Regions from separate parts of the Homo sapiens genome. Here region 2 is linked to region 1. A link is an interaction called in ENCODE POLR2A ChIA-PET data of the cell type or tissue named here. Cell type or tissue: GM12878. All regions are shown on one strand. Each heading gives the region's core, and the rest is flanking DNA. Links, peaks and the distances in the headings are about the cores only.

Region 1 (2,910 bases), core at 126-2,625:
GAAGTAAGAATTGGCATGTCCTTGTTTTATAGGACATCTTGAAAGGGTTCAAAGCCAGCACAGAACAATTTCTGAGGGCAGTCATCTAAGGATGCCTGAGGCTTTTTTCCTTTCCCTGGGGGTGTGGGGTCGGCCTAAGGCATAATGCTTTGACAAAAGGCTGTGAAGTAACAGAAATTCATTTGGGGCTGGGAATGGTGGCTCAGTCCTGTAATCCCAGCACTTTGGGAGGCCGAGGGGGGCAGATCACAAGGTCAGGAGATCGAGACCATCCTGGCCAACATGGTGAAGTCCCATCTCTACTAAAAATACAAAAATTAGCTGGGCGTGGCGGCACGTGCCTATAATCCCAGCTACTGGGAAGGCTGAGGCAGGAGAATCACTTGAACCCAGGAGGCGGAAGTTGTAGTGAGCTGAGATCGCACCACTGCACACCAGCCTGGTGACAGAGCTAGACTCCATCTCAAAATAAAATAAAATAAATTCATTTATTTGGGAGAGGGGGGCGGTGTTGCGTGACTCAGTCTCCAGGCTTAACTTTCCCTTTGGCATAATGAGTTTGGGGGTCCTGAGATGTTTGGGGGCCCCCAGCTGAGGTCACTGCAGGCTAGCCAACTGCCAATGGATCCCAAGGCCATCACAGCTGCCTAGCTGACCTGCAGCTGACACATGAGCGAGCCCAGCTGAAACCACCCACACTTTCCCGTTTCCTATGTATCCTATAGTCTATGGAAGCTTTCATGCTTCAGTGTCGTGGTTAAGTGGTTGTACCCTCAAGACCTCGAATATTTACTATCTGACCCTTCTTAAAAAAAGCTTGGCGACCCTGCCAAAGCATCTCTGAAGAACAAGTTTCACAGAGCAGCTCTCTGGTGTGAGAGACTGGGTGAATTAATGGCCCCCATTCTTTACTCTCTCTGTATCCATGCCTTTGCCCTTGAAAATTTGTAGTGCTTTTGAGACAGAGTAGAGACAGGGTGTGGCTTCAGCTCACCCCCACTACAGCATCCTTTCATGCATCCCCACTGACCACAAAACCCACCCCTCTACCTTGCTGATGTATCCACTATCATCAACGCTTTAGTCATACAAAGAAAATCGCCATTTTGTATTCATCTTCTGTGCTCTCACAATGTTTAACCAGGCCTTTTACTTAAAGAATTCCAGGAACTGGCCTTAGGAGGTCCAAAATATCAAACCAACATTGTGTGTGGACTGTCCCTCCTCAGGAAAGAATACAGATTTGCTGCCATTGGCTAGACTACCTGGTGGTCCATTATTCAAGATAACCCTTACAACCAGATGCTGACCTGCACACCCTACCCTCACGTGCTTTGTCCAGCCCAGCCTGCCTACCCTACCCGAGGTCAATTCCAGTGCTTTGCCTAAGAGAAAAATCCCTGCAGGCTTTGTTTGGAGTCAGTCAGGGAACTCTCTCTTTGACTTGTGTTGTGTCTCTTATGCCCAGGCATAAGCTCCAATGAAGCCTTGTCGGCAAATTCTTTTAGCCTCATGTCAATTTCTATAGCAATGAGAGTCTAAGAACTTGTGGTTGGTAACCGTTTGCCACTTTGTTTCTGGGCTTAGTTGCGTGACTTGCCTTGATCAACAGGAGTCTAGGAGACACAAGACAAGCACAGGCTTGAAATGGGGTTGCATACTGGGACTTTCCCGCTCTGCCACTGGCGTGTGAGCAGATCCAGGCTAGTCTGTGGGAAGTAAATCTGCAAACTAGAGCTGAGTAACCACAGTCACTCCAGCTGAGGTCAATGAAGGCTAGCCAACTGCCAGTGGATCCCAAGGCCATCGCAGCTGCCTAGCTGACCTGCAGCTGACAGACACAAGAGTGAGCCCAGATGAAACCACCCACACACAGCCTTGATCAGCTGAACCCCAAGACAAAGAGCCAGGCAGCTGTTGATTGCTGTATGCCCCTGAACTTTGGTGGTGGAGTTACACAATATTCTGGCAATAGAAAACTGATACTACGGACATAAGAATTTTAAAAATTTCTTTTGCCAAAGCTGGCTAAGGGAATATTTTTATTCTTCTGAGGGCAGTTAAGGCTTCTGATAAGGAAAGAGAGTCTGAACAGAGCACACACATCTGGAGCTCCAGGAGTGGGGGATGCAGCATCAGATTCCATCTTGAATTTCTGCTAAAATACTTTGTACTCATAATGGATCTCAACAAAGATCTGTATTTCATCTGTGGCTCCATCTTCCCTCTGGGTCAAGTAGATGTTAAGCTGGACCTTGGCACGCCTCTTAACATGAAGAGATCTAGCTAGACAGACAGACTCCCCCATTTATGGAACAAGAATTCAATTTATTCTCTATTTATAAAACATTTTTTTAAAGTGCCTTGGGTATAAAAATCTAAATGTCTGCGGTGTGATCAGTCAGGAGCACGTAACTATCACTCTTCGCATCCTTTGGTCACTGGGAGATCCTTTGGGGGCTGGGAGGTCCTTCTGTCCCAGGCTAAAGGAAAAGCTTCACAAGGGTAAGAGCCACAGAACCCTCGGCAAGAAAGGCCGGTCAGGGAGAATGAATGGTACAGAGAGGAAAGGAAGGAAAGGGGGTGGAACAGAGGTAGAAGGCAAGGAAGGGATGCCGCACTGGAGACCGATGGGGACACTCTAATTGTGCAAGAGGGAGGATCTTCCTTCTTGAATGCTGAACACAGCTAGTCTGAACCTTCCTTGGAAAGTCCAGCTGTTTGCCCATGCATAGGGCCAACTCTCCCTGCAAAGCAGCAAATGTGGCTTCTATCAGGAAGGAAAAGTATCCATCAGTGTGACAAGAGGTCACCTTCGAACTTGCATGAACTCCTTGCGCAGCCACAAAGAGTCCTGGTAGAAGTGAGGATCGCCTAGTCTTACGGCTGTCCGTTTATAGAAGTAGCAGT
Region 2 (2,910 bases), core at 104-2,603, 89 kb before region 1:
CCAGCCACCTGGAAAGCTGGCACTAATCCTTCAGGCACACTGAACTTGGGAGGGGAAAAAAAATCTCTCATCACAGCGGGAGGCCCAGGAGGCCTCTGACTCCTGCACCCGTACAGCTCTCACTGTTAGAAAGGTTTACTCTGAGTTCTGAAATCAGATGGATCCATCAATTGATTTTATTTTTACTTTTTTTTTTTGAGATGGAGCCTCACTCTGTTGCCTGCCCAGGCTGGAGTGTAGTGGTGCAATCTTGACTTACTGCAACCTCTGCCTCCCAGGTTCAAGCCATTCTCCTGCCTCAGCCTCCCCAGTAGCTGGGACTACAGGCATATACCACCATGCCCGGCTTTTTGTATTTTTAGTAGAGACGTGGTTTCACCATGTTGGCCAGGCTGGTCTCGAACCCCTGGCCTGAAGCAATCTGCCCGCCTTGGCCTCCCGAAGTGCTGGGATTACAGGCATGAACCATACTCGTTTCTTAAATAATTAGGAGCACCCTCTATATGCCAAGGGCTATGCTAGGCACCAGGATATAAAGTGAACAAAAGAAAGATCTAGTCCTTGTCTTCATGGGGCTTAAAATTCTCGTGGGGAGATAAGCATCCATGGGAGAACCACCATATGGATTTAAAATGGAGGCCGGGGCTGGGCGCGGTGGTTCACACCCATAATCCCAGCACTTTGGGAGGCCGAAGTGGGTGGATCACGAGGTCAGGAGATCGAGATCATCCTGGCTAACACGGTGAAACTCCATCTCTACTAAAAATACAAAAAATTAGTTGGGCGTGGTGGCGGGCGACTGTAGTCCCAGCTATTTGGGAGGCTGAGGCAGGAGAATGGCATGCACCCGGGAGGCGGAGCTTGCAGTGAGCCGAGATCGTGCCACTGCACTCCAGCCTGGGTGACAGAGCAAGACTCCATCTCAAAAAAAAAAAAAAAAAAAATGGAAGCCGGGTGTGGTGGCTCACATCTGTAATCCCAGCACTTTGGGAAGCCGAGGCAGGTGGATCGCCTGAGCTCAGGAGTGTGAGACCACCCTAGGCAACATGGTGAAATCCTGTCTCTACTAAAATACAAAAAATTAGCTGGGCGTGGTTGTGGCATCTGTAGTCCTAGCTACTTGGGAGGCTGAGGCACGAGAATCGCTTGAGCCTGGGAGGCGGAGGTTGCAGTGAGCCGAGATTGCACCACTGCACTCCAGCCTGGGTGACAGAGCCAGACTCCATCTCAAAAGTAAATAAATAAATAAATAAACAAACAAATAAATAAATAAAATGGAGAAGTTAGGCCGGGTGCGGTAGCTCATGCCTATAAGCCTGGCATTTTGGGAGGCCAAGGTAGGAGGATCGGTTGAGCCCAGGAGTTCAAGACCAGCCTGGGCAACATAGTGAGACCTCTATCTCTACAAATAAAAAAATAAATAAATTAGCCTACTTGGGAGGCTGAGGTGGGAGGATCCCTTGAGTCTGGGAAGTCAAGGTTGCAGTGGGCCACTGTAGGTCGTGTTAAGAATTTTCATTTTCTTAACAGCAATGAGCAGCCATAGAAGGGTTTTAAGGAAGTGGAAGACATGTTCAGACCAGCGTATTGAAATACATGTGACTCTTGAACAGTAAGTTTGAACTGCATGCGTCCACTTATATACCAATTTTTCTTTTGTTTTTTTAGAGACACGGTCTCATTCTGTTGCACAGGCTGGGGTGCAGGGGTGTGATTATTGCTCACTGCAGGCTCAACCCATGGGGCTCAAGCAATCTGCTCACCTCAGCTTCCCAAGTAGCTGGGACCACAGGTGTGTGCCACCATGCCTAGCTCTTTTTTTTTTTTTTTTTTTTTTTTGAGACGGAGTCTCACTCTGACACCCAGGCTGCAGTGCAGTGGCATGATCTTGGCTCACTGCAAGCTCCGCCTCCCAGGTTCACGCCATTCTCCTGCCTCAGCCTCCTGAGTAGCTGGGACTACAGGCTCCCGCCACCACACCCAGCTAATTTTTTTTTTTTTTTTTTTAGTAAAGATGGGGTTTCACCGTGTTAGCCAGGATGGTCTCGATCTCCTGACCTCGTGATCCGCCCGCCTCGGCCTCCCAAAGTGCTGGGATTACAGGCGTGAGCCAACGCGCCTGGCCTTTTTTTTTTTTTTTTTGAGACAGAGTCTGCTCTATTTATTGCCCAGGCTGGAGTGCAATGGCGCGATCTCAGCTCACTGCAACCTCTGGCTCCTGAGTTCAAGCAATTCTCCTGCCTCAGCCTCCCGAGTAGCTAAGATTACAGGTGCATGCCACCATGCCTGGCTAATTTGTTGTATTTTTAGTAGAAACAGGGTTTCACCATGTTAGCCAGGATGGTCTCAAACTCCTGACCTCAGGTGATCCGCCCACCTCAGCCTCCCAAAGTGCTGGGATTACAGCCGTGAGCCACGGCAGCCGGCCATGCCTAGCTAATTTTTTAAAAAATATTTTTTGTAGAGACAGGGTCTCTCCATGTTGTCCAAGCTGATCTTGAACTCCTGGAATCAAGCAATCCTCCCACCTCAGCCTCCCAAAGTGCTCGGACTACAGGTGTGAGCCACTGCATCTGGCCCTATATACAGATTTTCTTTCACCTCTGTCAGCCCTGAGCTCCCATCTCGGCCTCCCAAAGTGCTGGGATTACAGATGTGAACGACTGTGGCTGGCTTATACACAGATTTTCTTCCACCTCTGTCACCCCTGAGACAATAAAACCAACCCATCCTCTTCCTCCACCTCCTCAGCCCACTCAATGTGAAGACAACAAAGATGAAGACTTTTATGATGATCCACTTCCACTTAATGAATAGTAAATGTATTTTTTCTTCTTTATGATGTTTTTAAGAGACAGAGTCTGACTCTGTTGTCTAGGCTGGAGTGCACTGGTGTGATCACAGCTCACT

What was found. Peaks named below come from ENCODE experiments on the same cell type or tissue, not always from the same donor. Only the 100,000 strongest peaks of a DNase experiment are listed, where the experiment ranks them.
Region 2: POLR2A ChIA-PET joins it to region 1 with 20 read pairs; 5 of 35 experiments call an interaction of 5 or more read pairs at or near these places.

The regions. Positions count from the first base shown.
Region 1 is chr11:61,368,609-61,371,518 of GRCh38, reverse strand. TMEM138 (transmembrane protein 138) reads right to left here. Exons shown (of 5, transcript NM_016464.5): 5 at 2,010-2,910. The coding sequence ends at 2,810. Among named protein-coding and RNA genes, the nearest start is that of TMEM138, 7.7 kb to the right of the region's middle. RefSeq lists an enhancer at 1,488-1,747. In GM12878, for the core only: no CTCF peak of the experiment used is centred there; a DNase peak (open chromatin) is centred at 1,678; H3K27ac peaks cover 1,888 bases.
Region 2 is chr11:61,457,653-61,460,562 of GRCh38, reverse strand. No RefSeq gene overlaps it. Among named protein-coding and RNA genes, the nearest start is that of SAXO4, 22 kb to the left of the region's middle. RefSeq lists a silencer at 1,935-2,116. In GM12878, for the core only: no CTCF peak of the experiment used is centred there; no DNase peak of the experiment used is centred there.